Linked DNA regions of Mus musculus: region 1 is linked to region 2. A link is a loop called in an ENCODE intact Hi-C map of the cell type or tissue named here. Cell type or tissue: heart. All regions are shown on one strand. Each heading gives the region's core, and the rest is flanking DNA. Links, peaks and the distances in the headings are about the cores only. Region 1 overlaps Srgap2 (SLIT-ROBO Rho GTPase activating protein 2). Region 2 overlaps Srgap2 (SLIT-ROBO Rho GTPase activating protein 2).

Evidence for each region. Hi-C counts contacts between places; a loop is a spot of excess contacts. Peaks named below come from ENCODE experiments on the same cell type or tissue, not always from the same donor. Only the 100,000 strongest peaks of a DNase experiment are listed, where the experiment ranks them.
Region 1: it touches region 2 in a loop (2.0-fold over the local background); 4 of 42 quality-filtered maps call a loop at or near these places.

The regions. Positions count from the first base shown.
Region 1 is chr1:131,423,331-131,439,302 of GRCm38, reverse strand. Srgap2 (SLIT-ROBO Rho GTPase activating protein 2) reads left to right here. Exons shown (of 23, transcript NM_001081011.2): 3 at 2,436-2,628. Among named protein-coding and RNA genes, the nearest start is that of Srgap2, 96 kb to the left of the region's middle. In heart, for the core only: no CTCF peak of the experiment used is centred there; a DNase peak (open chromatin) is centred at 7,262; H3K4me3 peaks cover 446 bases; H3K27ac peaks cover 1,490 bases.
Region 2 is chr1:131,337,675-131,353,646 of GRCm38, reverse strand. It overlaps Srgap2 (SLIT-ROBO Rho GTPase activating protein 2), which reads left to right. Exons shown (of 23, transcript NM_001081011.2): 8 at 3,971-4,195; 9 at 7,784-7,885; 10 at 9,101-9,298. The region is part of intron 1 of Gm51644 (a long non-coding RNA gene); the gene reads right to left. Among named protein-coding and RNA genes, the nearest start is that of Ikbke, 66 kb to the right of the region's middle. In heart, for the core only: a CTCF peak has its summit at 8,738 (motif pointing left); DNase peaks (open chromatin) are centred at 6,556 and 7,986; H3K27ac peaks cover 385 bases.

The sequences.
Region 1 (15,972 bases), core at 3,612-11,611, 87 kb before region 2:
ACATTGTCTATAGTTCCCACAACAGTCTAGAATGTTTCTGCATTCCTGGCTGAGAGGTTATTGAAATGTAGTCTTAAGGGAGTCATAGATGGCTCACAGGGTCTTGATAGCCTCAGTATACTTCCATTTCCCTTTGTGTCTTTGTTCCTGAAAAGCTGTTTTACTCTAAGAGATGATTCTTATTTAATGGACAAGTTTTAAGTAGTATTGTTGACCCACACATGCTCTCTACCCTCAATTTTCCTACCTATTGGCAATTACTGCTAGCTTTTCATTAATATATGTACAAAGGGGGCAGATGCTTCTGGAAGTGATCATAACAAGGGTTTTTACCCATAAGAAACCCAAAAATGCCACAGGAACCATATTCCTGACATGACCTCCGTAGATCTCTTGCACATGCACACGCGTGCGCGTGCACACACAAACACACACAATCTCCTATACCCCGTTGTAATCAGACTCTAGAATACACAGAACAAGAGAGCTTTGATGAGTGATGATGTAGGCAGCTTTTCTGTGAAGCATTCTGCTTGCTCAAGACAATCCTGCAGTGCTTAGTTTCAGTTCAGGTTGGGTTACTTGAGGGCTGGCCAGCATTCGCGGTTGGCAGGGGAAAGAGATGAGGAAGAAGATTGCTTTTGGAGATTACCTAGGGTCACTTGCAAAGAGCTGGCCGTGTCTGTCGTACACTGATACCTACAGAAACAGAAGCTTTATAATAAAGAAGGTCGGGATAGATTTTGGATTTTAAGTATTCTAAGGCAAAACCCAGTGCACCTTTGTCAATCCTCGCTGCTTTAAGAAAGGAGGTTACAAAGATTTCAGCGTCATGGCCCTTATACTAAAATTTCATCTAGGGCTTAGATAAAAACTTCATACTTCTCTTTCCCCATCTGCCAGTGCTATGGGAAATGAATTAAAGCATGTGTCATAATATAGATCCTTCCTTTCAACCTCCATTGGAGGCTTGCTTGGAGGTGAGTGTGCTGGCAGAGAAAGGGGATGAAAATAATTGCTCTATTTTGATGCTAATGGGGACTGGATGTAAACTAAGCTGGACATGCACTGTGTGCCTACTCTGGGCAATGAAGCTGCCCAGTGTTGGCAGGCTGTGTGCCATGACTGCCAAGTCTCTTATCAGTAAAACATGTAGTATTGTATTCAAGGCAGATCCAGTTGCATCTGAAGCTGCCATTGCTGTGGTTCCACAGTGATAGCTTTGCTAGCCCTGTGCAGGAACTGGGTAGAATTCTGCCAAGCAGGAGTGTAACTGGACATAGTTCTACCTCTGACAAAGAGACTATGAGGCAGGTAAGGGTGGAACAAATGAGAAATAGGTGAAAAGATCTAAGGCAGCTTATCATCATCTTTATCTTCATCATCATCATCATCACTAGTTTTTGCTGCTCCTTCACCTCTAAAAATAGGCTCATTTTTTACTTTTTTTGTTTTGTTTGTTTGTTTGTTTTGTTTTTTTGTTTTTTGAGACAGGGTTTCTCTGTATAGTCCTGGCTGTCCTGGAACTCACTTTGTAGACCAGGCTGGCCTCGAACTCAGAAATCCGCCTGCCTCTGCCTCCTAAGTGCTGGGATTAAAGGCATGTGCCACCACGCCCGACTTAAAGATAGGTTCTTGAAGATTCACATTCTGTGATATCGGAAACTATGAAACCAATTGACCTCAAATGTGATTTTCTAGAAGTCATGGTGAATATTTTGTTCTTGGTTGCTGCTATTTGACCTTAGAAAGGCTTCTTTCTACCTCCATGAAAATATAATGTCCCTTACCCTGCTTCATAGTTGCTGAAAAATATTTTGAAATGATGAGGAAAAGCGTAAAAAATAAAGCTAGTCATTTGCTTAGATTTGAATCCCAGCTTACTGGGATTTAACAGTTTGTCTCTTTAAGACTCAGTATTCAGCTGGGCATGGTGGCGCACGCCTTTAATCCCAGCACTCACAGAGTGAGTTCCAGGACAGCCAGGGCTACACAGAGAAACTCTGTCTCGAAAAACCAAAAAAAAAAAAAAAAAAAAAAAGACTCAGTATTTAGTTTTTAAAATGGGGTTAACATGATTCATCTGATTTCTCATTTGGGTTCCTGGCCAGAAAAGAACCCAAATTCTGGATGGGATTAGCTCGAGTAAATTGCTTTGTAAATATTTAACACTGACTATTACTTTGTCTCTTATGCAACTTAGTCTACCTAATTGAACAGACTCTTGGTTACAAATAGTTTTCGGTGGTCCAAAAAGAGGTGTTAGAGATTTTTAGAGGTACCTCATAAAATAGGGCCAGTTTCACAGGCTATTTATTAAGGGCTTTGATACCCCAGGGTATAGGGAACAAGTGAATGGAAGGCAGGTAAGTATCTGTGTGTACAGTGCATATTTAGAGCTGTCTGTCTGACCACATTCTTCTGTTTTCTTGCAGAGATTAGGGCTCAGCTCACAGAGCAGATGAAATGCCTAGATCAGCAATGTGAGCTCCGGGTGCAGCTGTTGCAGGACCTGCAGGACTTCTTCCGCAAGAAGGCTGAGATTGAAATGGACTACTCTCGAAACCTGGAGAAGCTAGCCGAGCGCTTTCTAGCCAAGACACGAAGCACCAAGGACCAGCAATTTAAGTAGGGACTTCATAAAAATTGCTTTTAGAAACTTCGAGAGTGAGGTCTGGGGTACAAGGAAGAAGAGGGTACCACTTAGATCCAGGTTGATTCTAAAGTTGTTGAAAGTCTTCAAGAATTCTTCCTTTTCCACATTACTCTTAAGTGGCAGTTGTTTGTCTAAAGCAGATTAAAATACATGGGGGAGCCAAGCTAATGAGTTTTATACCTTTCCTGTATGTCAGCCACTGGTCGAAGAGGGGTGTGCGTGTGTGTGTGTATGTGTGTGAGTGTGTGTGTGTGTGTGTGTGTGTGTGTTTTATTACCATCTGTACATATATATGGCTAATAGTAGGTTTCATTATGATGTATATGCATGTATATACTGTATTTCAGTTATATTTACTCCTACCACTACCATACTACCATACTACCCTCTTCTGTTACCTGCCACTCCTACCAGTTCCCTTCCTCTTCCTAGCTATCCCCAAAGGGAAGATTTCTTACACATTCATGCAAATAATACCTTATTGCACATCCCTTGAACTCCTTCCTAGTGCTTTAAAATATGGCAGAGAGCAAGCATTTCCTTTCCACATGGCACTTTAATTAGGATGAGGAGGTGGGGAGTAAACAAATTACAATCAGGTAATTTGACGTTGAGGTGAGTGCTGTGAATGTGTAATGAAAGTGGTGCAAGGACTTCAAGGGGGCCATTTCTATTCCTTTGACCATTACTTTATGCTTGATGCATTCCAGCTTATTCCTGTCTTATCTTATTCAGAGTAATAATGCAGTTGTTAGCCCCCCTTTTAATTCCATCTAGATACTGTGTTCTGTGCTGGTTCCTCTGGGAATAAGATAAGCTTTGGAATACTTGGTTAACAGGGGAAAGAACTATAAACTATAGAGAAAAGGGGGCTTTAATAGAGATAGAAGAAAAGAGATATTTTCAAAAGCCGTGAAAAACAAGGTTAAGTAAGTAGAATGGGTCCCAAAGGATAATGCTTTGATAGCAAGCATAGAATTTCACATTTGACATGCTCTGTGGTAATGAACCTTTGAGGATATTATGTTGAGAGACAGACCCAAGGAAAAGTATGGGCAAAACTATGTGTGGGTGTGTGTCTGTGTGTGTATGGGGTCTGTGTGTGTTTATCTCTGTGTGTGTGTGTATGTCTGTGTCTGTGTATTGGGGGGGGTCTCTGTGTGTATCTGTGTGTGTATGTCTGTGTATGTGGGGGGTCTGTGTGTGTATGTCTGTGTATGTGGGGGGGGGGTCTGTGTGTGTGTGTGTGTGTATCTGTGTGTGTACATGTGTGTGTGTGTGTGTGTGTATGTGTGTATGTGGGGGGATCTGTGTGTGTATTTGTGTGTGTGAGTATCTGTGTGTGTGTGTGTGTATGTCTGTGTCTGTGTATGTGGGGGGATCTTTGTGTGTGTATTTGTGTGTGTGTGTCTTTGTATGTGTGTTTGTATCTTTCTGTGTCTGTGTATGCGTGTATTTAAATCCAAGAGAAGGATATTAAATTTGGGGGGTAGTGCATGTAAAATTGGATAGCATCTAAAACAGAGCAATAGGCGTGTGTTTGTGTTAGTCAGCTTCCAGTTACTGTGACCAGATAACTAAGACAAATAAACTATGAGGAGAAAAGTTTTCTTGCCTCATGGTTCCAGTGGTTCTTAGTCCATAGTTGTTTGATCCTATTTTGTGGGGTTGGTGGTGGCATGTGACAAGAGCATGTGGGGGAGGTATGTTCCTTTGTGATGGTCAAGAAGCAGAGAAAGGATGGGGCTAGCAGTCCATCACGGACAATCTCCCAGTATAGCAACTTCCTTTTCCTGGGTCCTACCTCCTAAAGAATCCGCTACTGTCTAGTAGTACCACAGCAGTAAACAAGCCTTTAACAGAGACCCTTTGGTGGATATTTTAGCCTTATATGATTGCACTATTCAGAAGTTATTTGAGAAATTAAACAAGATTGATAACTGATTAGATAAAAAGAATCTTACTGGTCAGAAGTAATCTGATGTCTCTAACTTGGATAGCAGAATAATTGTGGTGTCTTTTATAAACATGCAGGCATTGAGGAAATGGGTGTTTTAAATAGTGACTCTCTCTTTGAGCATGTTGAGTTTGAGGCATTGTAAGGATTTTATGTTCCCAAGTTGAGATGTGGTACTGCCAAGCCAAGTGGTTTTGAGTGGGAATATCTATTGAAATCTGTAGTGTAAACGATATTGTAAATGTAGACGAGAGAAGAAGAACCAAGAGCTAAATAAAAACCTAAGGTTTAGGAGACGTCCCAATGCTGGTAGGCAGTAAACATTTTTGGTAGGAGAAAGGAAAGTGCCTAAAAGAAATGAGTAAGAAAGTTAGTTCCTCCTCCCAGGCAGGAGGGAGGTGTCTCAGGGAGTTAGAAATGTTTGAAGGAGTGGTTGATTGAGTCAATTTCAGCAGTTTCTTACTAATAATCTTGGGCTCAAGGCATTCTGAGAGAAGCAGAGCAGGGGATGGCTTAGTGGTTAAGAGTACTTGCTGCTCTTGAGAGGATCCAAATTGGGTTCTTAGACCCCTATCAGGCAATCTAGAAATCTGTTGCCCTTTTCTGGCCTCTATGAGCACTGTACTCAATTACAACACACACACACACACACACACACACACACACACACACACACACACACATGAAATAAATCCTTTTTTAAAAAAGCTTGAAGACAAAAAGCTTTCTTCTCTCAGAATGGAACATCTGAATTGCTGGGTTTTATAGGTCAAAAATGGTCACATAATAGCACACTTACTTGGTATAGTGTACTAGAAGAGGTGTTGGCTGAGTTGTATGGACAAATGCACTTAATAAGAATAAGATGCTAACCCCAGTGAGCATCTGAAGAATCCACAGAAGTGGCTAACTTCTGTCTTGTCTCACTAATGTGCTGATGGGGCCTCTACTTCTCACTTTAACATTGCGGATGGAATCTTCATTTTCCCATCTCCCCCTCATTTCTGTGTGCTCAGATGTTTGTGTACTACAGGCATTGCTGCAGACAGCTGTGCTCCTGCAACTGTGCTGCCAGTTTGTAGGTAGCATGAAAAAAAAATAATGGCCTTCTCATTTCTGATCTGTTCTTGCTTGCTTGTTTGCCTACTTTTTTCTTTCTTTCTTTTGATGCAGAAAAGACATTTTAGCCATGACTAGTTTGGTTAAGATAGATGTGGCTGCTATAGTAGACTTTATGTAGTGTTAGCTTATGCAAGACAGGTGCAGATTTTTCTATACATAACATTCTTTTAACCAGTCAGGACAGCGTCAGGCTCCTTATCTCACCCCTAGAGTGTCGTTTATTGCTATATATCCCAAAGTAGCTCATTGTCACGATGTCAAATTTCCCCCATTGGGAAAAGCAACAGGGCAAGAGGGAAACATGTCTTTATTCTTTAAAGGTATAGTCTGGAAGCAGCACATACATGCCTTAACTCATCCAGCCAAACACTACAGTCACATGGTTATCTACACTGTTGGGGGGGGCAGGGTAGACAATATATTTATTAATTTGGGTGACCTAGAAAGAGGAGTTTCTATCACTATAGAAGGGGAAAATGTCTGTCACATTGAGGGACAGTGTTTATAACATTGCCTAAGTTTCATGGTGTGTGGAAGGACAAGTGTGTGAAAGAACAATGCCCCCCATCATACATAGTACACATAAAAGAGTAATTTGTTCTGGTTGAGGCCAAGGAAAAGAGACTTTCAGAAGTTCAGTGGTTAGGAATGGAAAAGTAAGACTGCCAAGGCTGTGTATCTTTCCTAAATATTTAATATAATTGACACAATGGAAGAAATTGGAGAATGAAGCATTTTAGATAGAGAATAGTGTTACCATCAGCCCTGAGGTAAGAAAACCATGGCTGATGGATAACTTATTTGCTTTTCTGAACTATATGAACTATAATATTGAGTAAATCTGGAAAAGGTAAGCCAGATTATAGAGGTTTGTAAATACTAGCCTATAGAGTTAGGGCTTTGTTTTGTAAGTATAGAGGAACCACTGACAATTTCTGAGCAAGGAACTGAATTATGTCCATGCTTTAGCAAGGACCTAGATGATTATGGCTGGGGAGATGTCTCAGTGGTTATGGGCGCTGGCTGCTTTTTCAGAGGACCCAGATTCAATTCCCAGCACCCACATGGCAGCTCACAACTGTCTATAACACCCTATCCAAGGGATTTGACACCCTCATACACACACCACACACAAACATGCAGGCAAAAACAGCAATGCAGAGAAAATAAAAATAAATAAATCACTTTAAAAGGAAAGAAACAAAGAACCTAGATGAAAGGACATAGAAGGGATATAGGGTAGTCCATTGGTGACAGTAGTAATATGAGCCAAATGAAAGTCATGCCCTTGGGAATAGAAAGATTGAGCTGAATGTAAAGGCAAGAATCACCTGAGTCAAACAAGCTGGGGCAGAGAAAGCACTTTTTGGTTTTCTAAACTTTGGAGTAGGAAGTATACTGTATCTTCATTCAGCCAGCAAACTGTAGCCTCAATTTTGCTGACTCTATGACTGGTCCCAGAATAGCTCATTCTCAGCAGGCACTTGTCACTTCCCCCAGAGCTGTAGCAGCTGTTGGCCCAGTAATGCCATGAATTTGTCTGCCTGTGCTGCCAGGAGAACAGCTGCCAGCAGCAGCTCAGATAGATCCCGCTCTGGGATGTGGAGTTTATTCAACTTCGGATGGAGCAGGTTGGCCAGAGCTGAAGACAGTACACATGGATTCATCCCACCCTTTTCCAGGCCAGTCTCTTACTCTGGCTCCATCTCAGCCATTCATCCTGGGTTAGGATGGTTATTTTTGTTATAGTTTTAAGTAGCTGCGTTTAGGGGCAAATGTTGCTGAACTCCGTATTTTCATTTTCTTTTGGAAAAAAATGTTTCCTCTGGAAGTCATTACGCTGTCACCCTGTGACTGTGCTTTCTGCTCTTTGTCCATGTTCACCTTTTGTCCTTCCCCACATGGCTCAGTGAAGATAGCCTCATTACAGCCCTTACAGCATGACTCATGTAAAATCTGACCTGATGGTCCCATCCCTCTGCCCCAGACAGTGAAAGAAGCTGTAGACAACTATACTGATTATTCCATTCTACCTTCTGCTAAGTAATGTGGCCTCCCTGTCCACTGATTGTTACAGCCTTGTTTGATTAAAAGTGGAGATAAAATCTTATGTGACAGTAGGAAGCCTTCTTATGGAAGATGTTTTGGCATTTTCTTTGGCTCTTTGAAGAGCATAAATGTATTCCTATTTGTTGTTGAGCCTTTGATTGTCTCTTTAAGTGGAATTTGTGTTAATATTGCCCCACAGGATTCTGAAGGATTCTAATTAATAATGTGCTGGCTTTTCTTTTCTTCTTTTCTTTCAACAAGCTTGCTGTAAATTACTTTTCAGCTCATTTGGTTTTGATCTCCTGCTTTTAATAACTAATGTCTTTGTTTTAATTTGAAGTAGTTTCTCTCCCCCACCCCTACCCCATGTGGAGCTTTAGAGAAACACCATGCTTGGCTATCCTGCTGTGCTTCTTACACAGACCTTATGCTATTTTGTAGCCTGTTGTCAATATTTTCTTATCTTTTCCTTCTCCTTAATAAATATTTGTTGGACGTTTTAAAATTATATTCTAGACTCTTAGAGAAGGATGTCCAAAGAAATTAAAGGGACCTTAACTTAGGACTACCCCCCTCAAAAAAAAACCATAAAAAATAAAAAAATATTTTATTTTTGGTAACATTAAGTTAGCAGTACATGAAGGTTGGGCACAGGCAAAGTAACTCTGCCTACCTGATTTCTGTGAGTTGTTACTCTTGGGAAGGTCGCAGGAGAGCCTGGCCTTGGGATCTCATGAACTAGTAGAGGCTAGAGCACTGGTTGTTCTTCCAGAGGTCCCAGCTTCAGTTCCTACCACCCATATGATAGCTCACCACCTCTGTGATTCCTGTTCCATAGGATCTGATGCCCTCTATTGACCTCTAGGGCATCAGGCACACACATAATATATACATGTAGGCAAAGTACTCAAACACACAAAAAATATAAAGTAATAGAATTTTTTAGATATTCAACTCTCAGTACTCCCTTCAGTAAAAGAATAAGTACACAATTAAAATTCTTGTAGAGTCCATGTTCTTGGTCTTAGGCCTAGCCTATGTATGTGCAGGTTGCTGCAGGTACTTCCCTTTTTTCTGCTAGTGGAATCTTCCTTCAAAATCAAGTTCAAAGCTATTTGCCACCCTCACAAGATGACATTGGGTTGAAAAGCAGAGTCTGCTGACCATAGAGAACATTACAGCTCTGGTTGCAAGTGAGAGAAAAGTGGAGAACCAGAGAAAACCGATTCTCCTTGAGTATGGGACCACCTAAGAGGGCAGCAGTAGGAAAGATAAAGTTGCTAGAAGGAGCACTTCCTGACTTCCTGGGACTTGCACATCATTCACTCATCTTGGACATATTTGGCAATTGTTTGTTTCCCCCCAGGAAAGTTTTGCCCAGATGTAGCAGCATCTGGTGTTAAGCATGGGTTGGCTTCCCTTCCCTGTGGCTCAAGTTACTTTTTTATTGAGAAATTAACAGGAAATTCCTTGGTATGTTTTCCACTAGCCCATTCCATATAGAACTTTAGGTGACGGTTGGTCCTTTTTAAAAGATGGTGTTAACATCTGGCAAGAGAAGAAGAGACTGCAGAGTGCTCAGTCCTAAGTGAAGCATATATTCTGCACTCCCTCCTTCTGAAGCTCAGGGAGCACTGCAGAAGAGGAGTGGAGAGAATGTGAGAGCCAGTGGATGACTACAAGAAAACAGCATCTCCTAGACACAGGGCAGCTGCACATCTGAACTCACTGTAGTTGTGACAATATACACAAGACCTGTGCAGACCAAATTAGACCAAACCCCAACATGGAGATGGGAGTTGGACACAAAATCCCTCCCTTTGCCATGAAGCTATTGGCAGTTGTTAGCTGCTGGGAGAGGGAGAGACAGTGTTCTCTGAGTGTAGCTCCTATTAAATTAACCATACTCTAGTGAGGACTACTACATCCAAGAATATTTGGGCAGCACAGCACAAATTGTCTTGATTTTTTTTTTTTTTAATGATGCCAAGTTGGGTGGATAAGAACAGGAATAGAATAGATCTGGGAAGAGTTGAAAGGTGTATGAAGCTCATATGGAACTCCCAAAGAACTAATGAAAAATGAAAGGTGTTGGGAAGGCTCCTTACACAAGGACAGAGGAGAATGGGAGTCATCAGAAGATAACTTGAGTGTAGGCAAGACAGGTTGGTTGACCACTGTTTGGAACTGAAAAACAATTTTGGTGCAAGCTTTTCAGGAAGCTTTGCAATTTAGTAGAAAAACAAAACAAAAAAAAAAGCCCCCTGAGCTTTGAACCAGGTAAATTTGAGTCTAAACTTGATCTCTACTGCTTATAGCAATGTGATTTTGAACTAGTCATTAAATCCCTTTTAGCCTCAGTTTCCACATCTCTGAAGTGTGGACTAATACCTTGAAAAGTTGTTCTTATGATTGGATATAGTATGGGAAGTACTAGGCTAGCATCTGCACTAAGTAGATATTCAGTAGAAATTAGCTGATAGAATTACCACTATCACAGAAGAGTGTAGCAATAAACTGTTGGGTTTTCTGCAAAGAGCAGTGAGACCTGACTAGGTAGATGATCTGTTCTGTTCTGCCTCCTGCAGTGCTTTCCATGGAGACCAGCAGGCCACTGGCCATAATGAATTAGCTATGCTGGAAGCAGAATATGGTTACTGGTTTCCAGATCTCAGGAAGCTTCCACACTTGTACTTAAATGGTGTTATTTCATCCTCCTGGGACAGAGAATGATAGAGGGCAGGTCAACAGCGAAACATGCTTTTATGAGCATTTGGGAGGATGCTGGACTTCCAAGAGCTTCCTATGCTTCCTAGGATCTGACACTAAAGGGTCAGCAGACCACACTTCAAGCTTTTAATTCCCCAGGCAGTAGCATGCCCTTTGACAGCAGTACAGGGGGTCAGGGAAATTACAGTCGTCTCTCCTCCTATAAGTATTTCAATAAACCTAGGGAGCAGTATGTAGCTCCATCTCTGGATCTTTTAATTCTTAAGAACTCACAGCCTCACAGCCAATTAGATGCATTGTCTTTGACCCAGTTCTCTTTTAAAGACAAAAGCCATGCTTTGGGATTGGGAGCTGATTGTGAGGTGGGAAGGCTACCAAGATAAGAAGAAAAGACAGCTTCTGCTATACAGACTTTATTTATTTATTTATTTTATTGTTGATTGGGGAAAGCCAGACAGGCTATAAGAGAATAATAGCACATATCCACACAGGCACATGAATCTAAAAATAGAATCCTATTTAAAGCAGGTACCAATAGTTCCTGAGAAGGGAGGAAAAGTGGAATATTCAGGAAAGGACTCGTGCTTGGTTCAGTCACAGAAAGGTAGAAGATAACACAATTATGTTCTCAATTAAATTTGGTCCCATGTTAACTGAAGTAAAGACTTTAATATCTATGTCCTGTGCTGTGATGAAGTATCATACTGTGAGGAGATACAGAATCATGAGGGAATGGCTCAGTATTAATGAAAGATTTAAGGAGGTTGAGAAAAAAAAAGAGTTCGGATTTTTCATTGCAACAAGATAATTTTATTCTGTTAGCTTCTGTTTCTTCTACTTAACTGACCCTCTGCCCCTTGGGTCTGACGTTCTGAAAGGATCAATGAACAGGTTTGCATCTTAACATTTTTGGCACATGGTTAAGGACTCAGGATCAGAATGAAGCAAACAAACTAGGATTGTGTTCAGTGGCAGGGTGCTGGGCTGTATTAACCTAGTTGTGCTTAAGCGATTGGAACAGGGCATCCTTGCATGAAATTCAGACATCCCTCCCTGGCAGCCTCTGGTGTCAAAGTAGAGGTTGTAGAACAAGTCTGGCAGCTCTCAGTCTGAACCTTTGTAAACAACAGATGTTCCTAACTAAGTTCTAGGGGTGGAGGTTGAGGTTTCTGTTGATGCTTGAAATTCTTTGAATTTATAGGCAGCGTCTTGGGGATTCAGCAAAAGGAGGAAGTTGTAAGGGACTGATTTTGCAATGTACAGGTGGAAATGCCTCTGACAGATTTCCTTGGAACATAAAGCACTATTGAATGGACTCTGAATAGAGAGCGAGGTACCCAGGGAAGCAGGCATAGTTAGGAAAGGCTGAGCTTCAAAGGCGTATTGATTTCCTGCCTTCCTCCCCTTCAAGCTTGCTCATTTGTACACATGTGACTTTGTTAGCCCCTTCCTTGTATGGATAGAAATGTGTGCCCTTCCTACTACAACATTTTCTGACAGCTGCACAGCATAGACTTTCATTAGTACCTTCAAAGGCGTTTGGATCTTTCAGTGTAGAGATTTCTGGGTTATGGGCTTTTCTGGGCTTTTTTTTTTTTTTTTTTTTTTTTTTTTTTGAGGTCAGCATCTCACTTTTGAACCCATGGTCCTCCCTCAGCCGCTTGAGTACTGGGATTGCAGGCATGCACCACCACATGACACTTTTCTTGGATTCTGAGCTTATTTTTTGCACTTTCTTGGTGCTGCTTTTGCGAGATTCCCATTACATCATTAATCACCTTCAGTTATAGATAGTGAGACTTAACAGCAATTTCAGTTCTGCCCCTCTATCTTTGTCCTCCCTTCCTTTTTGTGGCACTAGGGCTGTAACCTACAGCCACACATCTGCACACAGCTAAGCAGGTGTTCTGCCTCATTTCCAAACCTGAGGGCTGGCTCTTCTTTATCCCTATCACCCAAACTCCAAGTACATGGTACTAAGCAAAATGAATGCTTAGAAACTTTATACTTCACAATGCAGTCAGGAAAATCTATGTCTGTAGTGTAATACAAACTTAAAATATGCTTAGAAAGGTTCTCACCTTTAATCAAATGAAGAAAAGACAATATATCAGGTTTGGACAAATGTTTGTGCCACTCTAGTTAGCCAGAAACAACTGTTTTTATAATCTTTGGTTAAAACCATTTGTTGTTTGGGGACTATTAACAATACTCTTACATTGTTAATAATTCTGGAAAGCAGGTCACTGGCTGTTTTGTCCAGAAGTTTAGGAAATAAATAGTATTTCCTAGTTGGCTTAATTTTTTAAGCAAACATTAATGAACACTTACTACTTGCTAGGGATCTGCTAGGAATGAAATATAACCAGAAGATTAAGCTGACACTTTAACTAGTGGAGGTTACTGATTAATATGAAATAGTGTAAGTATGTGTGTATACAGTTTCTGATTAATATGAAATAGTGTAAGTATGTGTGTATACAGTTTTGTGTTCTGATAAGGCATGGAGTTCAAGATGAGGAACCCGAACTGTTGAGGGATGCTTTTAGACACTCGAATAAACACTTGGCTTCATTTCATCATCAAAAGTGAATAATTTTGCACAGGTTCTGCCCAGGCTTTAGAGTCATAGAGAGGACTGACCTCCCCTTTTTGCAGGAGGCTCATAGTGCTGTGGGGGAGATAGGCTTATATGAAAAAGCAAAGTAACATACTTACTGCCAAAGGAGAGGTGAGGACAATGGCTTCACTTTCTGCCAGAATGGAATCCTTGATCATTTTTTTATTTTGACATATTTTATAATTATAAAAAATGTAAGAATAATTCAAAAATATCATATACCAGTTTACCCATATTGAAAGTAAGATTAATATAGCACACATTTGTTTAATATACTCCTCTTACTTTTCATGTGCAATTTTCAGTGTTTGTGTTCCTGAGACGCTTCAGAGTAAGTTTGCAGACATGGTACTCTTTTATCCCTACATACTTCAGTGGGTGTCTGTTAAAAAGGTCATTGTTTTCTAACATGATCACAGTGTACTTGTCAAAATCAGATCATGAAGATCACCATGATAATACCTAATCAGTGGCCATCCAGATTTTACCAATTATTTGAAAAGGAAAGTTCAAATTGTGTAGATCTTAAGTTGGCTTGTCTCTGAATGTCTTTTAATGTAGAATAGATCTTGAGCCTCTGTATTTTATTACACTGACTCTTTTTTTGAACATTTGACCCAAAAATTACTACTTAATTTGCTATTTCTAGAATGAATTATTTTTGTTTGTTTTTGTTGTTGTTGCTGTTGTTTTGAAACAGGGTTTCTCTGTATGATGATGGCTGCCCTGGATCAGGCTGGCATCAAACTCTGAGATTCACCTGCCTCTCTGCCAGTACCTCTGCCTCCTGAGTGCTCAGACTAAAGGCAAGCATTACCACCACCCTTAATATTCTATTTCTGATCTTCTGATGATCCCATCTGTGATTTGATTCAGGTAACACATGTTGGTAGGAGTACACCATAGAGGTTGCTGTCATGGTTTTCTCAGTGTGCCATGTCACTTGCTGGTGATGTACTCTGTTACTTGTCCGTTAAAGTGGTATCTTTCAGGTTTCTCTGTTTTTGATATAATTCGTAAAGCTACTCTGTCTGTGCTTTATAATTGAAAGGCATGTGGAGACATACTTTTCATCTGTGTATAAATACTAGTAGTTTTGGTACTCCAGACTACTAATATTTGGAGGATGATCACCAAAAAATCATTTTCCCAATTCCTCTAATTCTGTTTATGTTTTCCAGGTGGGATTTTGTAGAAGCAGTGATTTCTCACCTTTTTTTTTTTTTTTTGGTCTTGTTTATGTCAATGTGAACTGGTAGATATCTATTTTCTTTAATAGTTTATGATCCCTGAATATTTTTATTTACTTTCATGTTCATGGTGTCCTATACTTGATTGCTGGATCTTGTGGCCTTATGAAATCTCTCCTATCCTTTTGTTGAGTACTTTCATACTGTGTGGCATAAGATGGTCCAGGCTCAGACTGAATTTTCCTTGTTTCTATTCTAGAAAGCCGTTTCTTTAGAGAGTCCCAGTTGCATTTAGTAAGGAATTAAGTCTAGAAACAACAGTTGCTTATGCGTGCTATTTTTTACTGGAGTTTTTAACTATGTAGAGTCACTGTCAGCAAAGGTAGTAGTAGACAGATGTAAGGCCAGAAACCAATTACTTTTTCTTCTCCATTTATATTTAGATTCTCTTCTACTTATGGTAGGACTGCATTCTGATAAATTCATGAAAAGCTGGAAATGTAAGCTGAAAGTGCATTTAATACGCTTAGTAAGCTCCATAACTTAGCGATGTAATACACTCTAGAGTATTATTTACACTTGTGATCACATGTTGGCCACTGACCAGAATCACCAAAGACAGTCATACTGGTTATACCTAACCAGGAAGAGATTTAAAATTCAAATTTCAAATATAGTTTCTACTGAATGCATATTGCTTTGACACCATTATGAAGTAAAAAGAAATTAAGCTCAACCATCATTAACCCAGACCTATATAAAAGCCTGTGAGTTTGCATCAATCATCAGTTCTGTTTTACTGCCACATGCTCTATTTAAATGTCTCCACTCTGCATATTTGTAGTTGTTGTCTGAGCAGTGAAGAATCTGGTTCTATTATTCATAACATATTAGTTATTTACTCCTCGACTGAACAGAATGCAGTTTCAAAATTCTAACCTCTAACCTCTGAAATACACTGACCCAGTTACTAGTGGCTTAGCATATTCAAGGTTCTGTCTCCAGCCAAAACATGATGTTCCAAAAGTTGTTCCTTAGTACTTTCTCCTTTAAAGCTCAGACCTTAACTGTGGCCATATTATTTATTTGAAATACAGTTTTGTTTACATTTAATTTTTCTTCTCCAGGTTGAGAGTTTGATAAACATTCTCCCTTCCAAATCTTTCTCTTGATGAGAAATGAAAAAGCTTAAGGAAGTGTTGGCATGGTGGCACATGCCTTTAATCCCAGCACTTGGAGGCCGGGACAGGCAGATCTCTGATTTTGAGACAAACCTGATCTACAGAATGAGTTTCATGACAGCCAGAGCTACACAGAAAAACCCTGTTTCAAAAAACAGTACAAAACAAAACAAAACAAGAAACAAAAAGAAAAAGCAAGAAGAAAAGCAAAGAAGCTTAAGGAAAAGCAAGAGACATGATCATCCATCCATAGATGATATCAGGATGTTAGCATAAGTCAGTTATGGTGCCAGAAGGCAGTTGATGAGTGTCTATGGACTTGTCCTCCTATTTCTGAGCCAGCTGTGACTCTAGGACAAGCTACTCTGTGGATGTGAACTCTTTGGTCTTGTGTCTTTTAGGATGACCCTGCTAATATTCTCCCTCCCATTCTTGGCAGTCATGTCTTACACTTAGGGAACCAGAAC
Region 2 (15,972 bases), core at 5,164-13,163:
TCTCCTGTAAGAAATTGAAGTGATACGAAGCACTCATTTTTTTTTTGTTTCTAGGTTTTCTCTAGATTATCTGAGAGAGAATCTCAGCCGGTAAGGGAATCATGAGCTATGGACTTAATGCCCATACACTGAGATGCTCTGTTCTTCAATATTTTCTAAAAATTTATTTCTCCCAAGTTTTTATAGTATTTGTGTAGCATTTTATAGTATTTGTATAGCATTTATTTCTGGTATAAACAAAACTGTGTGTTCTCTCTACCTGTTGGAATTCTCATGGGAAATACTCAAATTTCAATTAACCCTGCCAGATACGGCTTCTTTTTTGAAGGCTGAGTTTTCCCCCTACAAATATGTAGATGACCAAGGCCCTTTCCATGTCTCCTGGGTTAGCTGAAAGCATGGTAAAACCGGAGGGCACATTGTATGTTTGACCCTGACTCATTGGCACAGAGAAGCTACAGAAGGGTGATAGAGGTATTGCTCCCTGATGTTCTTAGACTATGCAGCAGAACACATGGGTCAGCACTCAGCCCACTAGATGATTTCCTGAAAAGCTTGAGTCTTTGCCTGTGGTATCCATCAGTCAACTTTATTGAATGTTTTCCATGAATAAGACCTACTAGGAAAAATTGTAAACAGGAATAAGATGCTGGAAAACTCTAAGATACCTGCATTCTGGGTGGGGTGATATGAAATTGCAGGCCTCGGAATGACTGCGTGTATTGGGGGTCATATGAGGATGAATGCAGTTGAGTTCAAGTGGGACCAGGAATGCAGGGCTGGTTGGCTTCCCAGAGTCTGAGAATTTAATATGGATCTTAAAGAGTGAGTCCAATTCCAGCAGGTGAAAGTGAAGGGTAATATTTCAGGAAAAGAAATGTGAGAAGCTGAAAGGTAGAGGTCAGTAGATTGGAGGATGCTTGTGATTGGTGTTAGCTTCAAGTCTACACAGTACCAGATATGTGTGAAGTGTATTATCTGTTTAGCACATAACCAGCAACAAAGCTGGTATTTTCCCCTTTTTCAGGCCAGAGGGATAAACTAGCTTTCTAGGTTAGAGGCCTATGCTTTTTCAACACTCTGTCCTCTGCAGAGAGTACGGCACTGGAATTCAGCAGAGGCTAACTGGGGGCATGAAGGGAAGTGATGCTGAGTAGATGGACTGCATGCAAATTACAGTTTAGGTGTTTTATGTGTTTGTTTGCCCATTTAACTTTGCTAACTTCATTGAGCTTTTTTCTTCCTTGTGTGGAAAACTAAGATAATATAGACTTTGGGGGGTGGGGGTGATTATGAGGATTAAGATGTAGAATATACATAACTGTTCACTGTCTAGCATGTAGTGGACATCCTTAACAAACAGTAGCATTCTTTACAAGTACAACCTGAAGGTGAATTTTAGCTTAACTAGAGATGAGTATTTTTGGCACTTCAATAGGAGCATGCTAAAAGCCATATTCTCTGACAGACCACACTGTTATAAAATAAGGTATGGATTAAGATAGAGATAGAAGAAAGTAAAGTTTCAAAAATATATAAAGATTTCTGAGGAGCACCCTGCCTCTCCCTAATTCGTCTCAGTCTCCCACACACTCTGTTGGCAGTGTTACCTTTGTTTACTACACTGATAAGTAGAGAGCTCATCTTAAGAACTGTAGGACATCTTAGAGATAGGCAAGAAGATTTACAGGTTCAAAGGCAGACTGATCAATTAGTTTAAGAGCATCTCCTAGAGGAGGAAGGGACCCTGCACGTGCAGCCTCCCAATCAGCCGCCTTTGTCTAGATTCTGTTTGCTCTTCTTCCGACTGAATTTAGTGTTTTCCTATCCTCTGGCTACAGTTATGCTGTCACTGCTGTTACCCCACTGAAGCCAGGCACCTGCCAGAGTCTGTTGGCACTGAATCCAGAGCTCAGCTCAATGTGCACTCCATTGCAAGCTTTGTGTCAGATGCCTGGAAGGAGGCGGCCTGTCACATGGTTTTTTCTTCCCCAATAGAGGCTGTTCCTGAAGTGATCATGATGAGAGGGAAAGGCTGAGGAAATTAATTTGATGCTTATTTATGCAGTGAAATTACAATCAGGCAGATGGCCTTACTCTATCCAGAGATTTTTCTCTGACATTTCCTCTCAGGCTCTGGACATCAAAGCTGTGTAAATAATAGAGGTGATAATTGATGGCCATGGAATTTGGATCTCGGGGTCTTTATTGGAGGGGTAGGGAATATTGTCATAGTATTACAGAATGCCTTTGCTGAAAAGAGCGCTGGGGATTACATTTAATCCAAAGGGGTTTTTCCTAGACTTTTTCTTAAGAACTTATTCTTCAAACCACATCACACATAGAAGCCCAGTTTATTGAATGGAAAAATGAGCAGAGTTGTTTTCGTTGAGGTAAATATAAAAAGGCTCCAAGACCTCCTAACTGGGTCACCGCCTATCCCCTTCTGAGGGATAACCTGGGCGCTAACATTGAACTTAGAGCTGTGAGCTACAGCTTGACAACCACTGGACTGGTCACATTTGTTCACTGAACTGTTGAGGACACAGGTGTGAGGATGGGATAGGAGTAGCTTTTCCAGGGTTGCTTGATTCTGCCTCTACTATTTTGTTTTGTTTTGTTTGTTTGTGTGTGTGTGTGTGTGTGTGTGTGTGTGTGTGTGTGTGTGTGTGTGTGTAAAATGAATATGCACAAGAGTACAGGTGCCCATGCAAGTCCAGAAGAGAGTGTTAGATTTCCTGGATCTGGAGTTACGAGCGGTTATGAGCTTCAGGCATGGGTGCAAGGAGCCAAACGCAGGTCTTTTGCAAGGGGAATAAGAACTCTTAACCACAGCAATCTCTCAAGCCCTGAACTTGTTTTTTCAGACAGGATTCTCAAAAGTTTATCTTAGCCAGCTAACCATCAAGCCCCTTTCTCGACCTCTTCAGTGCTAGGATTACAGACACCTGACCCATAGGCTTGTGATCAATCGTAATTCCTTATATTTGCACCACAAGGACTTTACTAATTGAGCTACTCCTCTAGCCCTGGTTTTTGTTGTTTGTTTGTTTGTTTGTTTGTTTGTTTGTTTGTTTGTTTAAAAACAGAGGCTGGCTTTGAATTGATTATGCAGCTGAGGTTGACCTTGAACTTCTGATCCTCTTAATTTTCCCTCCTGAGTGCCTGAGATTACCAGTCTGCTTCCCCACAGTCCGTTTACACAGTGCTGGGGGAATCAAACCTAAGTCTCCATGCATGCTAGACACACCCCTTTCCAGTTGACCTACATTCCCCAACCCCTACAATTGCCTCTTTCATTTTCTTCTTTTCATTTTTGTTGTTGAAAATCAAAAGCATGATAAGAATCTTCCCAGTTACACTTATATTTAGGACTTTGTGGTTTAGCTTTCTTCAGCTCAGGCTTGTCCCAGATCACTGAAAGTTAATGTCATGACTCAACCAACCTTCTGTTCTCTCCTTCTCCCACCTACCTAGAGTTGAGTATATGTGAATTTACTGCTGGTACAGCACTCCAGATTTTTGACTCCTGGCTGCTCCATTGGCCTGGAAAGCTTGCTATGTAGTGACTTCTAACCACAGGAACCCTCAGAGAATCATAGCAGGCAGTATTATTATTGTTGTTGAATTTTGTTGTTATGGCATTCCCCAGACAAACCAGAAAACAGAACGGAATTCTCTAACTTGTGGACATTCTCATTTTTATGAAACATCATTTGGTTAACTCTTATCATTGTTTTTTATGAATCTTCTTCTGTCTAACCACCTTAGTGCCCTGCATGGTGTGCTAACCAGTGAACTAGGGAGCAAGAACTAAGGAATCTTACCCAGGTTTTGACATTGTAATCTCAGCTTCCTTCCTGTTACAGTCAGTCACCTTGATATGGTCAGATCTACCCCAAGACCACTTCCCTTCTTGTCAGACCTTGAGATGTCTGTGGTGTGCTTATGTGCCTTCTCCTTCCCACAGCAATGTTGTGACCTAGGCTACCATGCTAGCCTGAACCGGGCTCTACGCACTTTCCTATCTGCTGAATTAAATCTGGAACAGTCAAAACATGAAGGTCTGGATGCTATTGAAAATGCAGTAGAAAACCTAGATGCCACCAGTGACAAGCAACGGCTCATGGAGATGTACAACAATGTTTTTTGCCCCCCTATGAAATTTGAATTCCAGCCCCACATGGGAGATATGGTAAGGCCATTCCCTATATTGTACATTTCCCCCAAAGGGACTTGAATGTACTAGAGTGTGGGAACTAAAAGGGGGTGTGAGGAAAGAGGAGGGAGGGAGGATAGCCCACGTCTGGCCATAGTTCCTCCTATGCTCTGGACAGGCAGACGTGGGAGGGCTGCCAGATGCTTTCCACTTGGCCCCGGGTGGGCATCTAACCCACTGGCCCCACTGGACTGGGGATGAACAAGGGGAGGGGGTGAGGGAGAGGGTAGAGGGAGAGAGGTTCCCACACAGGTGAGAGTAAGCGCAGCAGGCCTTGATGAACAGAGACAGTCCGGTGGTTTTAGAGTTTTATTGTAGAAAGGCAGGGAGAAAGGAGAGAAGGTAAAAGAGAGAGAGAGAGAGAGAGAGAGAGAGAGAGAGAGAGAGAGAGAGAGAGAGAGACCAGCCATGGCCAAGAGGAGAGAAGGGGGAAAATGAGAGAGAGAAGAAAGGCTAGAGAGGAAGAAGAAGAGAGTGAGAGGAAAGGAGAGGAGAGGAGAGGACAAGGAGAGAGTAAGAGTAAGGGGAGTAAGAGCAAGAAAGCAAGAGAGTGAGGAGGGGCCAAACAGCCCCTCTTATGGTATGCTGTTATCTTTACTGTTGCTAGGTAACTGGGGAGGAGTTTAGCCTGAAGGTCAGAAGCTTGGGACTGAGACATTGCCTATGAGACTACTAACCATGCTTCTTCTGTGGGGTCTGAGGGGATGGTAACTTCGACAGGAGCCTTGAGTCCAGGAGATATGAGAGAACTCCTTCCGTCCCATGTAGGTGAATTATCACCACCTGGTCCTAGGGTTCAGACCTCAACTCGACTGGAAACCAGACTGTCTGTGTGTAGCCCAATACCCCACACTAGAGTTGTATATAGTTTTATTACATCTGAAGGAGAGGGTGTTTCCTGTCAGATAAACTGTTCTATTCTTTCAGACCCTGTAGTATATCTCTTTGATTTTAACTGATATGCTTATCCTTGAGCCTAGGTTCATGTTCCATCTAATCCAGCTGTCCTGAGCTGTAGGGTGGATGGTTCTCCCAGAGAATATTCCACCCTGTCCCAAGTAGCTGTGTCCTAGAGACCTGACTGGGGTGACCAGGGAATGAAGAAAAGCAGGCACATGTACAGAAAAGCTGGGGTCGGGTAGGTTCTGCTAGCTTGGATGGAGAGTATGGCATTGGTCCTTGACATGACCATGCCCTTGTCAACAATACACATTCATTCAGGACTTCATCCACTCTTTTAGACTCTCTCAAAAGCTACCTCAGCTCCCCACAGTAGTTAGTGAGACCACAAGGAGTAGATGAGAGGACACCACAAATCTGCAAGGTACTCTTGCCAGGAGTAGTGCTTGCCTGGATTAGAATCTAGACTCTTTAGAAACCTTGCTCTAGCCTGATAATCAATAGTATGCTAATCAGACAGTTTACTGTCATAGACTGACCACAGTGGAGTGGTACTTCTCTGTTTTATATATAAAATATGAAGTGGTTTCTCTCCTCTTCTTCTTGGGGAAAACCTAACCCATTACAGTTTGTTTCCATTGCTGTGGCTGAGTAGATGTCAGCATCTAGACCGATGGAAAACTAAGACAGCATCGTGTTACAGTTAGGAGGGGGCATCACCAACCTCCAGGAAGCCCCATTCCTCACCTGCTTTGATTTCTGTTTATAGTTGTCTTCTAAACCCATTCTCCAGCTGCCATTGAGATTCCTTCCTCTGAATAAATGGAACTTGGGACTATCTGAGTGGATTGGTTGATTTTCTGGTGTTATCTGAGTTCTCTTCTGAGCCAAACAGCATGTCTCCATAAATGGGAATCCAAATGATGGGTACTCAGTCCCCCTCCTTGCCCAGTCAGAACCACATTTCCATACTCTAAAGCACAGATGGAGTGCATTACCTTGCATCCTGGCTAGAGATCACTGACAAAGCATGCATCAGCAGCTTTGCTGCTCCTTAAAGAAACAGGATTGGAGACATTTTTTTTTCTCTAATTCTTCCATTCTAGGCCAGGGTGACTTTAAAAAATAATAGTTCATTCTTTTGCCCAGTATGTGATACAGCTGATTCATGGCTTGGCCAGAAAAGGGGCCAGAATTTCCCATTCTGGCTTAGAGATGAGATGTCAAGTTATTCTTGCATCCTGCTAACAGGCATTCTGCCTCATTGTGGGATATTTGTAGGCAGAAGAAAGGAGCTGCCTGGAAGTCCTTTAAATGGGGCCAAAGTTCAGGTAGCATTTTAATGGAAGCTCTGGAATTAGCTACACTGGTGTTCTCGGACTGCAGATATGGCAGATGGCAGCTGCTCTTGGATGCACTAGGACTTGGTGCCTGTTTCAACTCTTGGTGCACCCAGAGGTTTGAGGGCACTGGATGCACAACTGGTGACATCAGGGCCAGAAACAGAAATTTCATTCTTGGCAGTAACCCATCTGGCCAACAAGCTTTCTCCATTATGTCTACTTCTAAAAGCCATAGTGAAATCAGCTCCAAATCTTGAACAAGCCTCTCAGATGAAGAAGAGATCAAATCAGTTGGAATCTTAAATACCAAAGGGGAAAAAGGTCAATTTCCAGTCTCCTCCATTTAAAGAGAAGTTTTATTTTTTTTTGAGTAAGAGAGTGGTTTACAAATATATGAATATACTCAGTCTTTGCTGAGGATAACAGAGCCAAATTCTATCCATATGTCTCTTCTGGTAAGAGCTAAAGGACACTTGATAATAAAGTGACAGGCACTTCCTCCACATGGGTCCTATCCTTCACTTCCTAGCCTTCTGCCTGTCATCCGTCATCCAGGAGATCGGATTACCTCATACCATAGCCTCACCTTTATCTATAGACTCTACGTCAGCTGTTCCTTCACAGAAGATAGAGTTGGTTAATTGGGGATGGGGGTACAGGGGATCTCACACCTAGTGGGATACAATGATGGCTATTTAAAGATATCAAGTTCCTCCTGTCAGATCTCATGCCCTCTGGGGCTCTCTAACTTGAGCTTATGAACTTGCTCCCAAATTCACATAAACTCTTTCCCATTGGCTCAAAGCTCTCGTGCATGACCCAGATTTATAAACATACATGCTGCCAGCAGCAGCAAGTTAGCTTCTTGGCCCACTTCTCTCCTGCTTTTTAACTCTAGTGTATGAAGTGGGAGGAGGGAAGAGCCAGAGAGGTGACCACTTGGACCTTTGGCAGGAACTTCACTGTGCCAAAGTGTTGGGTTTCTGAACCAAGGGCTTCTTGAAACACTCTTGTCTAGCCTCCTCAGAATTCCCTGAATCAGCAGCTGCTGCTAGACCTACCCTGCCAACCACCTGCCTGCCTTTGAGTTACAAAGAGAGAAACAGTCTTTCCAAATAGATTCTCCTCCCCTTTCACATATCCTTTGGTCTAGAAGTTCACATGCATACTTTTTTTTTTTTTTTTTTTGCTCATAGAAACTGCAAGCCTTCCAGTAGTTGGGATGCAATACAATGTAAATTGTTTTGAGCAGTAGTGAGAACTCTGGAGTCCTCAAAAGATATATGTCCTCTTCCTGACCTTCTGTTGCTTTTTCTGACAGGCCTCTCAACTCTGTGCCCAGCAGCCTGTCCAGAGTGAGCTGGTGCAGAGATGCCAACAGCTGCAGTCTCGCTTATCCACTTTGAAGATTGAGAATGAAGAGGTGTGTTTCCTTCCTAGGAAGCTCGGAGCCACTGTTTCCTTGTTGAACTACTTATGGCTGTCCATCAGGGGCAAGTAGAAGGAGCATGCAGAGAATGTCCAGGCTATTGCAGAGATTTCCTGGCCAAATAGAGGCTAGCGCTTTCCCTGCTGCTACATCCTGCCCTTGAAATTCAGGAAGTTGTTCGTACATTGCCAAAGGTTGTGCTCTATTTTAGGCTTTTACAAAATGCCCCTCCCCACTACACATTTAATCAAAGTGGCACTTGGCCACTGTGGGAACAATATCAAGTCTCTGAAATGACCCACTCATGACTGGCTTTTTCCAGCATTTTCAAAAAGAAACCTTTTGACTTTGACACTTCAGACATCTCTCTCCTCTTACAGGAGGGTGACTTTTTTTTTTCTAAACACAGAATATTTTCTTTTAATATCCAGTTTAAAAAGGCAATTTTTAAAAGTTTAAAAACAATCCAGTTTAAAAAGGTAATCCAGGTTTCCATTGAGCTCAGATGGCTTTTTCTTGTATTTTAGTAAGTCTTAATTTTACTAAGAAGTAGGGTTGGGTCACTTAGTTTGCAAATAGGAAAGCAAACCCATTCATTGATTGAAGGTCACGAAACAGTGCCAGGAACATTGAAGGACAGGATCTATCACATATTTTCATCAGCTCCAGTATGTTGGAAATACTGTTTTGCAATTATGTTATTCTGTTTCCCTTTGCACTTTCATTATAATAAAGAAATAGGTTAAAAACACTGGTTGCTCTTGCAGAGGACGCAGGCTTGGCTTCAGCACCTGCATGGTGGCTCACAGCCATCCCTACCTTTAATTCCAGCAACTCCAACCCCCTCTTCTGGCCTCCACAGGAACCAGGCATCACATGACACACTCACATGCAGGCAAAACATCTACACATACGATAAGTCTCTTTGAAGAAAGTAAACATTACATAAAAGGTACACAGCAGAGAAAGAGTGGAGTTTAGGTGTTTGCTGGAGAGAGCAGTGAGCTGAAACTGGGTTCCTGTGATGTTCATCACTCAATCACTCAGTACTGTTCAGTGAGAAGTGCAGCTGTGATCTGCTGGCATCCTTCCTTCCTACCCCTCTCTTGGGAAGAGAGACATTCCTCCTCTCAAGCTCCTCCTAGTTGCTCTATCACCTGCCATTTTAAAGCCTGCTTCTCATGATTATTTTGGCCATTATGGTTATAGGTGAAAAAGACAATGGAGGCCACCCTGCAGACCATTCAAGACATTGTGACTGTTGAGGATTTTGATGTATCTGACTGCTTCCAGTATAGCAATTCCATGGAGTCTGTCAAATCAACTGTCTCTGAAACATTCATGAGCAAGCCCAGCATTGCTAAGAGGAGAGCGAACCAGCAAGAGACGGAACAGTTTTATTTCACGGTAAGGGCACTCTTTGGCCTTATAAGAACATCAGTAGACACTGACGCCCACAGGAGCTTTGGAATCAAGAGTTTTTGCCAACTGTCTGAAAAGCAAGCTTTAAATGCACAAGATTTGAGCCTGGCATACTTGGACACCACCTTGACACTTAAAGCAAAAACATCTACAAGTTCTATGTGTCTTCTGGGGCCCTCAAAGAAAGGGATGCTCCTAAAGAAATCACTTAGAAAAAAATCAGGGAAACTTTTAACCAGCTAGTATAGAAGCCCTCTCACTCACAAGAGATCATGGCAAGGGAATTAAGTTTATTGGTTTTTGAGAACTATATTCAAATATCTTTGCCAATATGTATATTGTTTTAAGAAATTTAAAGTCTCTCCTAAGTGATTTGAATACATTATCATATAAGTTCCATTATTAGGAAGTTATTTTTTCTAATTATTGGTGAAAGTTAAAGAGACTTAAATGAGCAACTTGGTGGGTTTGTAGAGAATTCTAGAGCAGTATATTTTATTCATTTCTCTCAGATCTCCTTTTAGATGAGTAGATGTGTATCTATGTGTGTCTGTGTGTACAAAAGTTAATAGTTTTTGTTTGTTTGTGTTTGTTTGTTTGGTTTGGTTTGGTTTTTCAAGACAGGGTTTCTCTGTGTAGCCCTGGCTGTCCTGGAACTCACTCTGTAGACCAGGCTGGCTTTGAACTCAGAAATCCACCTGCTTCTGCCTCCCGAATGCTGGGATTAAAGGCGTGTGCCACCACGCCTAGCTAGTTAATAGTTTTTAAAAAGCTGTTAGCTGATCTTTTGTTTAATAATTAAATTGTTTTGAACTTGCCAAGTCTGACTTTTGCCTGTACCAAAATTTATTTCCTTATCTTATGATGACCAAGAAAAGAAAAACTGACTTTTCAGTTGTAAGATACCACATGGCCATTGACAATCCACACTGAGCAAATGAAAGGACGTCAATTGTCTTCCAGTCATGAAGCACACTCAGCATGGAGCAAATTAGATTTGTCTTCCAGCTGGGACAATTTGTTTAATTTTTTTCTTTGTGCACTCTCCTTTTTTCTTTAAGAGCCCTAACATGATTGATTGGTGTTTTTGTAAATCTGTTTCACTTAGTTAAACTCCAAATCCTTGGTGTTTTTGTAGTTTTAAATCCCAAAGAAGACTTTTAAAAGAATATGATTTAAGAATATTGTTCTAAAACAACTCAAAATTTTTTGTTATATAAAGAAAAACATTTTAAAACATGGTCATTATGTAAAACTTAGAAGCAGAAAGAAGAAAATAAATTCATATGAGGCATGTATTTAAAATTATATTTACAAAAATGAGATGTTGTATATATTGCATTATAAACTTAAGTCATTTAATTATATTTTCAAATTGCTTGGGATGCAGTTGTTTGTTTCTTGGTAGAACTTTTATGTGCTGGGAAAGAAGTACAGCTCTGTCTCCAGTCTATACTACATCTTCTAAGCATGTGCAAATCTATACAGAGGATGGAGTGACACATAGCCTAGTTCACGGCACTCAGTAACTGCTACTCATTTTACCATCATCATTATTAATCCATGCATCAACCATTAAGTTATTCACTAATCATTTATCGTGTATTTACTGTATGCCAGATTCTATGCTGCAAGTTGGGACTGCTTAAAGTTGAGGAGAAAGGAGAGAATGAGGGCATAGGCATACAGGGAGAGCTTTAATTCTGACTTCCTGTGTTTCTAAATAAGAAAGGTACAGTGTGTAAGTGCGTGGATGTGCGTCAGCAACAAGGACGAATGGTGCTGGGGGAAGCTTTACACAAGCTGACTTTTAATTTTAATATGTGTAGCTTCTTGACTCCAATGGGGGCTATCACTGTCCTCCTTTCCAAACTATATTATCTTCTAATAATAGAAATTTTTGGCAACTCTTTCTGAGCTGATTAAATATCAGTGACCTAGTCTTATTGTATTCCATTTTTAAAATATATTTTTTAAAATTTTAGATTTATATATATTACATATGTAAATTTTATATTTGTATTTTAAATTTAAACTTGAGAATTCCTCAAGTTAAGAAATTTTAGGGCTTAGGGTTGGGGAGATGGCTTAGTCAGTAAAGTGCACGCCACACAAACACGAAGACCTAAGTTTGAATCCCAGTAACCCATGCAAAAGAAACATAGACACTTGTAATCTCAGAGCTGGGGAGTAGAAACAAGGAGATCCCTGGGTCTTGCTAACCAGCCAGTCTAATGATTAGAAAGCTCCAGGTTCAGTGAGAGTCCTTGCCTCAGAAAATAAACTAGAAAGCAATTGAAGGAGATACTGTGACTAACACAGACCTCTGGCATATATGCATGCATGCACACACACTCAACAACAAAAGAGAAGAAGGCAAGAAATTTTGGATATGAAAAATCTATACTTAACCAAATCTTTCTCAGAATTATTTTCTTCTTTGAATAAATCTATAACATACATATTCAGAAGTTGACATTTGTTCCAAAACAAGAAGGCTGCTGAGATGCTTCAGCACGTTTAAGAGCTTATATAGTACTCTTGCAGAGGATGTGAGTTTGACTCCCAACACGCATGTCTGCAGGCTCATAACTGCCTATAGCTCCAACTCTAGGAGATCCAGTTCTCCTGGCCTCTGTGGGCACCAGCACTCACATGCACATGCCCACACATAGACACATAATTCAAAATAAATCATTTTTAAGAAAGAAATAACTTTACCCTAACTTGTGACTTCTAAAATCCTACCTACCTGTTCCCCTTTTACCTCAATACATTGGGGTTCTACAACCCATTCCTGAATTTGTTAGCCATGGTGCTCCTTGTCAAAAATTGGGCACATTGCTTTAACTAACAGCAATGAGTTTGGGCTTTGTTACAGATTTGCAAGAATTCATTACTTTTTGTGAATGGATATGATATGTGTCACGTAATTTATGTCCTGGTAGCAAGGCATTTTTGGTGGTAGTAGTAGTGAAATGGACATTCTGGTCTCCATATTAAAACAGAGGGCTTGCCTATGCTTGTCAAACAGTGAAGGAAAAAAATATCAAAGCAGCATATGCTAGAAGTTCCCTGCTCTTGGAAAGTGGTGAAGATATCCTTCATCATGGCTTGACTCATAGCTAGTATGTCTAGTGACCACGTGGGCTTTTGGATAGTTTTATGACTGCTTGCTACTGTCATCAGATTAATCTGTCCATGAGACATCAATTAGAAATTTGAAGTATGTCTTACAAAGATCAGTTGTTTGCAATAGTCTGTGGAAAATTATAGAATTTTAAACTTGAAGCATCTTTTAATTATCATTTAACCCAGCCTTCTCATTTGAAAGCTTTGGGGAAAAAGAAAAAGGAAAAAAACGTGCAGCGGATGGATAGCTTGAATAAGGCCTTCATCAAGAGCTGAACCCAGAGCTCAAGTCACTTGCTGGCACGGGCTTTCCCTCTGTCCCCTGCTGAGGAGCTAAAAGGAAAGACTCAGCAACTCTCCTCCCTTATTATAAGAAGGGACTTGTTTTCTGACCTCCTTGTCTTTTTGGCTGTCACTCAACTTATATAGTACATCATCCCCCAGTGTCTACCTCTTTTCATTGTTGTTACACCCTTTTAAAAAGACTAAAATGTATCAAAAGGAAACTAAAAGGAGGTACACATGCCTTACCTACCCCTGACACCTACTTTCCCTCCCTGTAGCCATGGATTAAAACTGGTATATTTAGTCCTTTCAGAGGTTTTCTATGCATAGGCAATTGGTGATCTATCAGCGAGTGCCCTTAATACAATCAATTACACTGGAATTGTAAAAAACGGGGCTGGGAATGTAGCTCAGAAGTTAAGAGTGCCTGCCTAGCTTGTGTGACATTGTGAGTTCCTTCTTCATCCCCACAAAGCAAAATGATAAGAAATAAAGTGTGACAAGCAAGTATGCCACTCTCACTGTCCCCACTAGGCTGTCATCACTTATTCTGAATATTATTCATGTTAGTCTAAAAAGAGTTGTCCCATATCTCACAGAAATCATTTTCCAATGGCTGGACAGAATTCCATTGTATATTCGCATCATCCCCTTTTAGCCATTTCTCTGCTCTGGTTAGCCAAGAATCATCGAAGCCCTAGGAAGCTGGAGTCTCCTAAACATTTTTTTGAAAAAATGGAGTATGGGGTTCTTTTAAAAAAACAAAAACAAAAAACCTTAAAACAAAACTTTTTTTTCAGATTTATTTTTGTTTATGTGTGAGTTTTTGTCTGCATGCAATTGCTTTAAAGGTCAGAAGAGAGCACTGGAACCCTAAAACTTTACCTTGTGAGCCATCATGTGCATGCTGGAAACTGAGCCCAGGTCTTCTGCAAGAGCAGTAAGTGCTCTTAACTGCTGAGCCATCTCTCTAGCCCCAAGTATGGAGCTCTCAAGTGGGAAGTAGAATGAGGAAGGGATTGAAAATAACAAAGTCAAACTATCTGAATTCTTAGGGGTAGATTTGGGTAAGACAATAGGAGAGAAGGCAGGCTTTTGTCCATCAGGCAAGCTGCTAGACTTAGAGCTGTGGTCTGGTATATTACAGTGTGTGTGTGTGTGTGTGTGTGTGTGTGTGGTCTGATTTTATATATAATCTTGATATTATGCTAAATCACCAAAGGGCTACTTATTCCCCCCCCCCCCCCAGCTTCAGCTCTCTAAGCTCCTTGTCTGTTCAGCAGCAACTGAACCCTTCAACCTCCACTCCCCTGATCAAGACAGGATTATTTATCCCCAGCATGTCTGTCCTGACTTCTGGGTAAGATAAGGAAGTGATGGATAGTATGTCTGCAGACTCTGGGATCTTTTTGCCTTCTCACCTAGATGCCAAACCTGAAGTTGTTCTTCCTACCCTTATATTAGGGATTCAGAGCATATCTTGCTGCAGTTTGGTCCTTTAGATTAATGGAACCTGAAAAGGTAACTTCATACTTCTTTATCAGATTGTTACTTGTTTTCATGGTTCACCAAGTGACAGCTGAAGTTACCCAGTGAGCTGTGAACATGAACTTGGGGTTGGGAGTAGAGAATAGAAACGTGAGTGAGGTAAAGGAATTTTTAATCCATTCCCTTTCAGAATTTTGGCTGTATACTGAGCATTCTGGTCTGAGTTAGAGGTTATAGCTTCTTGGATTTTCTTCTTTAGGAAACCCTTGAGACTTCTGGGATAATCTTCCAAAGACAGGCCTTTCAGGACATGGATATTTCCTAGAAGCTTTTCCACTCTGGGTCCTAAGTATGATTCCAAACCTGCAACTAGGCATTGGATGGGGATTAGGATATCATCCAGGGAAGGCTGACAGCAAGTGAGCTGACAGCTGGAACAGATGGAAAGAGAAAGGTGACAAGAGAGCCTATTTTCATGCAGATGTTCTCATGCAAAGGCATAAAGGATCTGAGAACAGGCCTTAAATAAGGCAGCAGAAATGACTTAGCATGGCACTTGTTTCTGGTTTGTTTTATTTAGAGTAGAGGCTGGGTTTATAATCGCAAGGAGCAGTCTATACAGAAGAGAATGAGATTGTTCACCATTTATTCTTTCTTCACATTTATTAAGTTTCTACTATCTGGCACTAAGCATCATGAATTATCAGAATAGTCAATGAGATGGTCTCTGGATAGGAAGACAGCAGAGGGGTAACCCTTCTGTGATTGAGCTATATGAAAATGGTGCCATGGGGATTTATAAGTTACCCATGGGGCCACATGGGCAAGCATAAGAGGTTCTGAGGCCATCTCCCAGAAAAGCAAATTTCCCTTTATTTTAAATGGGAAAGAAGGGAGCAAGCTCTTAGTTAAAACCTCATACTGCACAAAAAGATGTAGAGTAAGAGAATTCAGAACTTTTCACTTTATATTTATCATTAATGAAATGGTAATAGTCATAAAAATCAAGGGCTTGGTTACAGTTCTTTTTCTTTTTTTAGTTAGTGTACAATAAAAGACAGAACTATTATTATTAAAATGTTTATTCATTGGAGCAAAGCCTTGTCTTTCTATGACTTATGGATCATGCTCTGAGAGACCTTCCCATTCACTTTTAAGTTAAACACCATCATATGAACCAGTGCATCAGGAGATAGCCAAGGCAGACTCAGATCCTCAAGCATGGCTGTAGAGGAGGGTAGAGAAAGGACCCTCACCTCCATTACCACCTACTAGCCTGCAGTGGTGCTCTCCCTCTCGTAGGATTGTCTTGTCTCCAATAAAGAACTACTGCATCTTCCTCAAATATGGGTAGAATTAGTATGAGAATCAGATGAGAGACTCTGTGCTAACATAGTCTAAAGCCTTCTGGGTTGCTGTTAATGTAAAAAGAATGACTACTATGAAAGTCTGTTCTGCTTCTCTTTGGCTCTTGAATGTAGTAGATGGAACATTTTATAATAATGCTTCAGAGCACATACCATTCTGTCAAACCGCATGTTTGGATACTATTATGTGTCAAGATATTCCTGGAAAGACACATCACACAACTGCTTACTCCAGATAGAGAACTATGACAGACCATAACAGGGATACCACCAATGTCCTACTTGTGAACCAGTGAGGTTTGGGGGACTTGCCTATAAGAGCAGGAGTGACTCAAAGACATCTCCATCCCAAAAGCTCTCAAAAGCTGGGTACCTGGGGAACACTGC